2 separate regions of the Homo sapiens genome follow, and region 1 is linked to region 2. A link is a loop called in an ENCODE intact Hi-C map of the cell type or tissue named here. Cell type or tissue: adrenal gland. All regions are shown on one strand. Links, peaks and the distances in the headings refer to the core of each region. The heading gives the core; the rest is flanking DNA.

Region 1 (5,385 bases), core at 65-5,064, 290 kb before region 2:
TTGTCACGGTCATTGTGTTTCCTGCTGCATAAAACTGGCTGGAAATGAAGATTCCTTCATTCCCTGTGTCACTCTGGAGATTGTGCCTCTGGACGCAATGGACCAGAACTCAGGACACACCCAGTCCCTTCCCAGCATGACCTTCCTTGGGATGTGCCATGTGGCGTGCAGACATCACATGGCAGCACCTGTGTGTGGGAGGAGAGCATTCATGCTCATGTCTAGACACTAGCCAGATGACGACACGAGCCTGCTCTTGGTCTCCTCGTTGGCCAGCTGAGGATGCGGAGGAAAAGACAATGACAAGAATGTTACAGAACCTGTGGGTTCCCTTAACAGCCTTGACCTTGAAGACTCTCTGCTGCTTATGTTTTCACTGGTTTTATTTTTGCTTGTTTATATTCCCAGCTTGTCTTGGAAATTCTCTTTCACAGCATATTTCGCCCATTTTGATTTTCAAAACCATATTTAGCAATTATATTTCACACTTCATCAGATAGAAATGGTTCCACTGAACTTCATTCAAACCACCAACCCTCTCAGGTCCAAGTAATGCAACTCCACTTGGAATTCTGTCTACTGCCATGGGCAGGGATGGGAATCTTTGTGTCGTTTCTGCATTGTTATTTGGATAAAAATGACACACCTCCAAAGCTTAAGTCTGGCATCAATTTGAAAGTTAACCCAACACCAACTTTTATTTGTGAAACATTTGATTTTACCTTTCTAGAATCCATTCACCAAATGGACTTCCTGAGGGTTTAAAATTGGCACCTTTCTTTTCTTTCATATTGTCCAGTCAGCGCTTTTAAAATAGAAAAGCGGGAAGTACCAGTAGAAAAAAGATTAGGGCCCTCACTTTAAATAAACGACACAGCTTTATTACTTCCCATGGTTGTCTTCGTAATAACCTTGAGAGACCAAAAGCTTTTAGAGATTCACATTGTGCATGCCATATATCATCCTCAAGGCCATTTTGGCCTCTCAGATGATTGCAGAAAGATGAGTGTATTGATCAATCTCATCCCTATTTTCAAATCTGTCTAAATGAAAATGAGAAACTGCATCCTTTTAGTTAGGAGATTTATGGTGATATTTCTATTCAGCCCAAGCACGAGTAACACTACAAAGACCTGTGATCACATGGAATGAGATGGTTAGATGACTCATCTATGGCTGTCAGAGGTTTATGGTGGCCAACTTCCCAGAATGGAGTGTATCTCAGTCCACATCTGGTGTAGGAAGTTTATTGAGAGTCTGGATTTTGTATTTATATGGCTTCCATTACCTGTTTTAACTAGGTGTTAACTTGATAAAACAAAAAACTTCAATGATAGGATTGTCTTTTTCTCATTTTTATGAACTTCTAAAAATGTTTTCAAGAGCCAAATTGTAGGAGACTTGTTTTTCTTTCTTTCCTTCCTTCCTTTCCTTTTTAAATTATGATTCTGATTTTCTGGGTTTAAGGTTTGATAATTTTCTTCCATTGTAATGAAATGTTTAACGTATTTTAAAGTTCTTCAGCAGAAAAAGCAGAGGGTTAACAATGACAAGTCAGACCAACTCCTTCTTACCACACAAGTTCAAGTTCCAGCTGTAGTTCCAAACAAGTTACAAAATTGACTTATGAAAATTATTTAGCTTCTTTGAAACTGGTTCCTTATTTGTAAACTAGGGATAATAAAAATCTGCCTTGCAAGATTGCTGTGAGGATCCAATGGGAAGATCTATCTGAACACCTTTGGTAAAATGTTGGTTATATTATGATCTCGGGTAACTCAGAAAAACATTGGCTATAAATTACTCCCTTTAGGTTCATTCATGCTACAGGATAGTCACAAGCTAACTCTATCAGATTATATATTTTACGCTATAGGTCAATGCCACTCTATCTCATTCATACGTTCAACTCTTGTTCCAATGCCATGAAATACCAGTTACTCAGTTTGACCACAAGAGGGCGCAAAGCCTTTTTCATTTTCTTTTTCTCAAGAGCTTGAGCCATTAGACAAAATTCTTATACTGTGATACCTACTAAAGCAATAAGTAAATATATCGAAATAAAAGTAAGCTGATGGTCCGTGGTCTGTGTCTCTTTTAAAAATGGCTCAGAAGAAGACAGAAAATGTATCTCTTAACTCAAAAGAAAATGTATAAAAATGTGCATGTATATATGTGAGTATACATACATACCTTTTCTAACTCCATCCACTGAGAAGACCTAGAAGTAATGACAACCCAATAGCAACAAGCACACCTAGCACCCAGATCTTGGTTTCTAAATACCATTCTCCAATAAAATAAGCCAGAACTCACTGGAGAAGTGGTTGATTCCAGAGCTGGGTCAGGTACAACGTAAGATAAGCTTGAAAAATAATGTAAATGCTTCAAAAAAAATGATGTCTACATGTCAGAAGAACACAGGAACCAACTTGAAGGAACTCCCAATGACCAAAGCTGGAACAATCTGAGCAACAAAATACATAACAGTAATAAAATAAAATAACCATGAATCCAACTGATACAAATAAATAATTGAATAAGTAGAGAAGGGAGAAGAAACAGCTCTTCTGACAGTGTAATTCCAATGAATAAATGCAGAAGAGATAATGGAAATGGAAAATCACTTCTAGACAAACACAACAGTAATAGTTATTGTTAGCAAGAACTATCAGTGGTTGCTAAAATTAGTGGGTGAGAGTTTGATTAAAAAGTAGGACACTGGCACAGTTTCAAAAGATCTTCCTGTAAGACACTTATTACTTATAAAGGAAAAACAGTAGCTTCATAGTGGAAAAAAGTGGATGCTACCTTAACCAAGTAATCACTTAACATCACCAGTTGCAAGGCACACTAACATTATGTGCCTCCTGATATGATACACTGAGAAGGACCCAGCAACACTTCCATGGTATTTTGCCAAATATACATAACCTCAGCCTAAATCATATGAGTAATCCAAATTGAGGAAGACTGTGAAAAATAACCGAACGGTATTTTTCAAAGTAACACGAAAGACTGAGGAACTGTTAACACATTAGAGGAGATTAAGGATGCATGACAACTAACTGCAATGTCAGATCATGGATTGAACCAGATAAAGGATGTTAGTTGGGAAATTCGTAAAATTTGAAGCTCTGAGACTGCAACAGTCTTCCAAGAAACTGTGCCTCAAACCAAGTAGTATTCAGCTGCTCCACCAACATGGAACCAAGGCCTCTTGGAACCAATCTAGGTTTGATGTTCAACAGGTTTGCCCCTAGCAGGTTTGCATCAGCACAGATTTCTGGGTACCCATTCTGCTGGGGTGGACAGTCTGTTCTGACTGGTTGAGCCTTTCCCATGATGATTGCTAAGCAGTTGAGCTATTCCTCCTGGGCTTATCAAATAGGCCATAGTAATTGTAAAATATTTTTATTTTACAATTTTTATCTTACTCATTTCTGCTTTTAGCGCATTGTGGTCAATATGACCCGTGTCTTTATATGGCTGATTTTGAGCCTTTTAAATTTTTTGCATGTTTTGCTTTTTTTTTCTTTTTCTTTTCTTCTTTTAGCTTTTCTTTCACTTTTAAAACACCTTCTTTCTGAAAGTGTTTAGGAGTTTCCCTTTAATCCTTGGAGTTCTCACATCATCTCAAATCACTAATTCTTTCTTTATTACACACTCCTCTTGACTCACCCTGGCTCTGCTCCTGTATCTGGCGTTACCTCTACTGCTGTGCCCACACTAGGAAGCACACCTTCGCTCCTCACTGGGCAGGCACACAAAGATTCTTGTAGAAAAAGCTGTTTTTCTCCAAAGGCTCAGCCAAACACTCTAAAGGATGGGAGAGTAAGGAGAGTGTTGGGTGAAGGCAGGGTATGAGTAGTTTGTTACTAGAAGCCTTCTGCCTTCAGGTCATGCCACTCCTGTTGCTGATCTGTGTAACTGCTGACTCTGTGTTTGTTTCTCTAGGCTGGGAAAAGCCAACCTTACCTGTACAGGAGCTTTCTCCTGTAACTGCTTTAAGACACTGTTGGGTTTTTTTTTTCCCTGCCATTAACATTATTCCATCTTCATTATTGCCTAAAAATTCAGTATCTGATGGTACTAATTTCTGTCTTCAAGCACTATTTATACTTTATTTTTTCTGTCACTTCAGAGCAGTTTTTGGGGGAAAAAAAAACTCATCTTGAATTAGAAATCCAAGGTTCTACACTCGCTCACCTCAACTAGTTTTACTTTTTTCTTTTCTTCCTATCCCATTAAAAGCATTTATGTCAAATAATTTGGTCTTTACCTTTCCTTATCTTTTTTTACTACTAGAGAATATTACCCAGAATATAGATTCTCATCTGTGCCAGCTAACCCTTTGGCATGTTGATTTTTTTTTTTTTAAATAAAACCCTAGCTGGCTTATTCTGCAAACATTGACTGATGACCTGTGTGACAGACATTCTGCTTGGGATCATTAACCCAGTTCTAAGACATAGCTTATAGCCAAACATATAGTTCCTCTGTGATTAAATAACAGTAAAACCGTGAATAATACACAATATTTCCTCCTTGTTGAAGACTATCATAGACTCCTAGGGCATTTCTCAAGGTAAAATCATCCCAAACCCTAGATCACATATGACTGTCACATCTGCCGCAAAATGAGAGGCTGCCACAGATACCTGGGTAGAAATGATTATGAACATTGAGTAGCTGCCTAAATAACTAGAAAACTAGGATTGATTGATAGACATTTGTAAATTTTTCCCCTACACAGTAAAAAATACAAAGGCTACTCCAATCCTGGGGGTTGCCCCAGAAGAGAGGAGCCTTTGGTCAGGTAGAAAACAAAGGAAACATATTCCTGATCTTGGATCTTAATTAGTTGCCTCTAAAGAAGGAGTTAATAGTTGCCACTGACACCAACAGTTGTCTAAGGTATGGAAAACTGTCCCAAAGTTCTTGGGCAGAGGAGTCTAAAATCTTGGGGAAACTTTGGGCCTGAGGACATCTCTAATTTGTTAGTGGGGTAGCAATTTCTATTTGGTCAGAGGGCTGTTGTCACTTGGAGGAGGTGCATGTTTGGCAGAACATCTTGGGTAGGAGGAAGGAGGGGCAATGAAAACAGCTGTGGGGAGACTGCACCAGAGAAGGAGAAAATGTTTTGAAACCACAAGCATCCTACTAACACTTCAAAGACCTCCTTCATGACAATAATACCCTTTGGACATGGAGTGGAAGAAGAGTTAAGCACTCCAGGGTTCAAGTTTCTTGCAAATTTAGAAATGGTGTCAAGAGAAGGGATTCCCTGTCACCCATCGTTTAACCTTATTTGACTCATCCTTCCCCATCTCATAGGGCTTGCGGTTGGAATTACCATTCTGTCATTCACCAAAATCTTAATTA
Region 2 (5,385 bases), core at 200-5,199:
AGCCAACTAAAAAGTTGTAGCCTTTCTCGCTGGCCTATTAGGGAAGATCTGATTATTCTATTTCAGGAAGAGGAACAGGAGAAGGAGTCAGGGAAATAAATTGCACTACTTTGCAGAATTGCATAGCTTCCTTCCTTCCTTCCTTCATTTATTTACTTGGCCATCTCTTCGTTTACTAACTCAATGGACATCCAGTTATTGAGTACTTTCAATGTGCCCAGTATTGTCCCAGGGTTGTAGGAAATACAAGGATGCATAAGACTCACCATTGCCCTGGAGAAGCTTGCAGGTGGGAGCGGGGCAGTGGGGAAGAAAGGCAGGGTTGCATGAAAGAATTATGTGTTTGTGGACCTAAGAGGGTAGTAGAGAATGTGAGACAGACAGGATGGCATGGACGGGGTTGGGCTAGCCCCACACTCATAGTTCTTATGGTTGCCATGAATTTTGCCATTACATTTTATCCTGAAAGCGCTAGGAAGCCACTGAAACATTTTAAGCAGAAAAGTCCAATAAGACAAGACTGTAAGTGGCACCACCAACTATGAACGAATGAGGGGTGACGGTAAAGAACATGACCTATCCAGTTTATAACCCAGGCATGAAAATGTGCCATAAAGACTCCATAAATATTTGTTGAATAATCAATGAATTCATGAAGATGTTTCAGAATAGCAGGGGAGATGTAATTTCTGGAGATAAGAGGATAGGAGGGATTGGGACCTTCTGGAGTCTGGAAAAGGTTTGTAATAATCACAATAGGAATCCAAGAGATAATAAGAAAATGATGAATAAAATGATTGCCAAGCCGATCAACATTATTAGCCATCAGGGATATGCAAATCAAAATTACAATAAGACACTACTTCACATACATGAGTGGCTATAATTAGAAAGATAATAACAAGTGTTGGTGAGATATGGAGAAATCAGAACCCTCATTTGCGCTGGTGGGAATGGAAAACTGACTGATCACTTTGGAAAACAGTCTAGCAGTTCCTCAGATGGTTACATATAGACTTAACATAGGTCCAACAATTTTACTGTCAAGTATATATCCAAAAGATACATACCAAAGATATATATATATAAGTCCACTCAGAAATTTGTACACAAATTCTCATAGCAGCATTATTCACAACGGTCAAAAAGAGCAAACAACCCAAATGCCCATCAACTTATAAATGAAGAAGCAGTATGTAGTATGTTCACAAACAGCATGTTATTTAGTCATGAAAGGGAATTGAGTACTGATACATTCTACAAGATGGGTGAACCTTGAAAACATTATGCTAACTGAAGAAAAGCCAGTCACAAAGACTATATCTTGCATGGTTTCGTTTGTATGAAATGTCTGTAATAGGCACATCCAAAGAGGAAAAAAAAAGTATATTAGTGATTGCCCAGGTCTGGAAGGACTCCTAAAGAGTATGGAATTTCTTTTTAGAATCATGAATATGTTCTAAAATTGATTGTGGTAATGGTTGCACAATTCTGTAAATATTCTAAAAACCATTGGTTTGTACACTTTAAATGGGTGAATTGTATGGTACGTGAATTATAGCGATACACATATTTGTGGATAAAACTTTTACACACACACACACACACACACACACACAGTGATTGCCAGACCATGGGGAGTCCGGCAGGGGAGTAAGTATCATGACTTTGTAGCGGAGCCAATCAGTCTGATTTTCTTACTTTCTCTGAGCAGTCTCAATGGTTGAGGGGAAAACAGCACATGAAAAGAACAAGTCAGTAATAAGCAACAAGAGTTAACAGTTGCTGAGAGCATCTACAGACCAGACACTATAGAAAGCTTTGTCCACATTCTCTCATTTTATGTTACACATGTCTATGTACATATATACATATATATTCTATCACATCCTTCCAATAAGGTAGATGCTCTCATAAAGTCAATGTTGCCTCCCTGAGCGTGGGAGCTGGAGCCAGCGGCTTGAGTGGAGGGTGATATGTTAATGCACCAGGAGGGGCCCAGGCACCTGTAGTCTCAGGAAGGGTAAAGAACTGGTTCTGAGAGTGGAGCAATGGCTTGCAGAGCTGCACATAACCTGAGGAATTAGTGGTTGCCGCTCTGACTGTGAGTTCTCAGAGATGGGATAGTTTGAAGCATGGTGCCTTCCAAGCTGAGGAGGAAGTGGGGCTGAACAAAGGGCGAGGGGTTTGGTCACAGGGCTGTGACAGCCATGACAGGTTGCTCATCATCCCCAGTGGCGACATGATGGAAGTCTTCCAAATCTCAAAATTCTATGAATTTCAAGGGGATGGACATGTCGAGGACACATCCCTGGAGGAAAGTGAAGGGGAACTCCATCACCTACCAACCAAATGTGGAGACGGAACATGCAAGAACCAGGACCCTGACGAATACAATTGCTTCTGTCAGTGGTTCCCAAACTCTCCATTGCCAAGGACATCTTTCAGTCACACTCGCTATGAATAGCACATTTGGAAAGTTTTTGTCTATCCAATTACATTTTAATGAGTAATTAATTTGTTTTCAACATTTCTATTAATCAAGGAGATTAACAATTGCCAATTAGAGCTTCTAACGAGCTGAGACCACCAACCTTGCCTGGCTGGATTGCTGTTGGCCCCAAGCCAAGAAGCAATGATCCCATCAGCCAAGGCAGCAGTGCTTGGGAAGCTGTACATTTTCTTTCCGTCAAGCTTTTCAGAGTAGCGGAATGGCCTGCAGGTCCCCATGAGAACATCACCAGGCCCAAAGGGTGCATAGAGCCTTGTGTCAGGAATCATTGTCCTCATCTTGTCCCCCATGGCCTGGGCCGTCTTGCCAGCAGGCAGAGCAGAGGGAGGGGCAGCTATAGGTTGGGCCAGGATTTGCATCCCTGAAGGACAATGTGGTAATTAACATTAAACAGAGGCTAAGATATTGAGATTTCATACGCATCTTTCCCCAAATTTCTAAAGTTGTGCCAAGACTGTGTGATTTTGTTCTTTTCAATAAAGGCAATCTGTTAGGTTTAGAGTCTAGAGGGGAAAACCAAAAGAACGTGAGCCATTTTTGTAATTTTAATCTTTCTAATAGCCATATTTATTGACAATAAAAGGAAACAGGTAAACTTGATTTTACTCATATATTTTATTTAACCCAATATATTGAAATATTATCATTTAACATTAATATTATGTTACTAGTAAAATAGTAATGAGATATTTTACATTTTCTTGTACTAAATCTTCAAAATTCATCGTGTATTTTACACTCAGGTCATTTCAATGTGTACTGGCTACAATGTGAGCACTCAATAGCTGCAGGGTGGTAGTGGTTACAAAGCTAATAAGAAGAGGAACTGGAATTGGGACCCCCAAGGGGGAACTGGGACCCTGTTCCGACCTCCAAGTCAGTTCTGTCCCTGCTGCTATGCAAGAACTATTTTTGTTCCAACACAAGTAAATGACTTCTCTGAAGATATCCTTAAAGCTTACCCAGGCCAGCCCCCCACCCAAGGTGGAGGGGCCTATTGATGTGGCCTGGAGTTCACGGGAACATCATAGCACAAGATAAACTCGCTCAAAGAAGACATCAGGGCCAAGATGACAGACTTCAGGGCTACTCGCTCTGTTGCCCAGGATGGAGTTCAGTGGCTCAATCACGACTCACTGCAGCCTCAACCTCCCTGGGCTCAGGGGATTCTCTTGCCTCAGCCTCCCAAGTAGCTGGGACTACAGGCATATAGCATCACACCTAGCTAACTTTTGTATTTTTTTGCAGAGAAGGGGTTTCGCAAACTCCAACTCAATTAGATGAATTCTGGCTCCATAAGAAGCATGTGTTTCCCACTGGGGCCTCCCCTCCGACCTTCCAGAACTTGGCACTCAAACTAGGTATATCTTATCCCTTCCCCAAGTCCCTGTCTAGCTGCTCTATCCACGTACAAACTCAGAGGCTATTTTCTACCATGCAGACTGGGATTCAGAGGAAGAACCTGACACAGGCAGGGGAAGCAGAGGAAGCAATGGGGAGAAAGAACTTGCAGGGTTCCTGCAATGTCCCCATCCCTGATTCAAATTCCCTGTTCGTGGGCTCTGTGAGACATCCCTCCAACCATAGAACAAGTTCTTTCTGCCACTTGAGGTCATCTCAGTGAGTTTTGGATGATTGCAGCCAATTGACCCTAACAGCTGGGCCTCACTCAGAGGCCCAGGAGTGGGCTCCAGTTGAGCAGAAGCCTGCGGCCTTATTTCTGCTTCCTCTTCTAGATGGCAGTAGGGCCACCCCAGTTTGTCCCCACATCCCATCAGCATTTCTGAGGATTTTGTTCAGTCGTATTACAAGTTTACTGGGGTCCTGCCATGGAGGACCTAAGGCCTCTGTGGGCCTCTGTCCTGTCTACTCCACATTCAGAGCCCTGGCTCTCTTCCTGTGAGTCCCAAGCTGCCCATCAAGTCTTCTCTGATCCCCAGTTGGAACACATGCTCCTTCTGCATTCCCACCCCTGTTACTGCATCCCAGGCTTCACCGTTAAGCTCCTACTTCCTTCTGTCCTCGCTTTCATTGGAAAGCTGATTGGATAGCCAGCTTCCTCACTTAGTTGTGGGTAAGGACAATATTAATCACCTTTTATTTTCTCAGGTTTCTCCCCACACATCTCCTTCCCTGTGCCTACGAAGTAGTAGGTGCTCAAATGTGTTGACTGAAGGAAGGACAAGATGAAAGGAGAAAAGGAGTGAAGGAGGAAGCAAAGAAAGGACGCTTCAGCCACTTAGTTAAAGTATAAGATAACATCTAGTGTAATTCAATTCTAGACCAGACTGCCTGCAGGAGAACCTCACCAAGAGGAGCCAGCCAGCAAGGGAATTGCAGCCTGCATGGTGCAGACAAAACAGCCCCGGAATGGCATCTTTTTCAGGGAAATCAAAAGGTCTTAAGCAGCGAGCTCCCATCATTCAGATCCTGAATGCTCTAAGGGGATCATACAACTGCAATTCACTTCTGCATATGCATCTATTACGGTGTTCACATCTGAGTGCAGCACAGAAACAGTCTTTTTTTGTTGTGTTTTTGTTTGTTTGTTTTGAGATGGGGTCTCACTCTGTCGCCCAGGCAGGAGTGCAGTGGCTCAATCACGGCTCACTGCAGCCTCAACCACCTCAGGCTCAGATGATCCTTCTGCCTCAGACTCCCAAGTAGCTGGGACTACAGGCACACATCACCACACCTGACTAATTTTTGTATGCTTTGAAGAGATGGGGTTTCACCATGTTGCCCAGGCTGGTCTCAAACTCCTGAGCTCAAGCGATCTGCCTCCCTTGGCCTCCCAAAGTGCTGGGGTTACAGGTGTGAGCCGCCACACCTGGCCCAGAAACAGTCTTTAAGAGGGATGTGGATATTCAAGA

What was found. Peaks named below come from ENCODE experiments on the same cell type or tissue, not always from the same donor. Only the 100,000 strongest peaks of a DNase experiment are listed, where the experiment ranks them.
Region 1: it touches region 2 in a loop (5-fold over the local background); 40 of 110 quality-filtered maps call a loop at or near these places.

Annotation. Positions count from the first base shown.
Region 1 is chr15:57,857,801-57,863,185 of GRCh38, reverse strand. No RefSeq gene overlaps it. Among named protein-coding and RNA genes, the nearest start is that of POLR2M, 150 kb to the right of the region's middle. In adrenal gland, for the core only: CTCF peaks have their summits at 1,740 and 1,939 (motif pointing right); no DNase peak of the experiment used is centred there.
Region 2 is chr15:57,572,762-57,578,146 of GRCh38, reverse strand. No RefSeq gene overlaps it. Among named protein-coding and RNA genes, the nearest start is that of GCOM1, 16 kb to the left of the region's middle. In adrenal gland, for the core only: no CTCF peak of the experiment used is centred there; no DNase peak of the experiment used is centred there.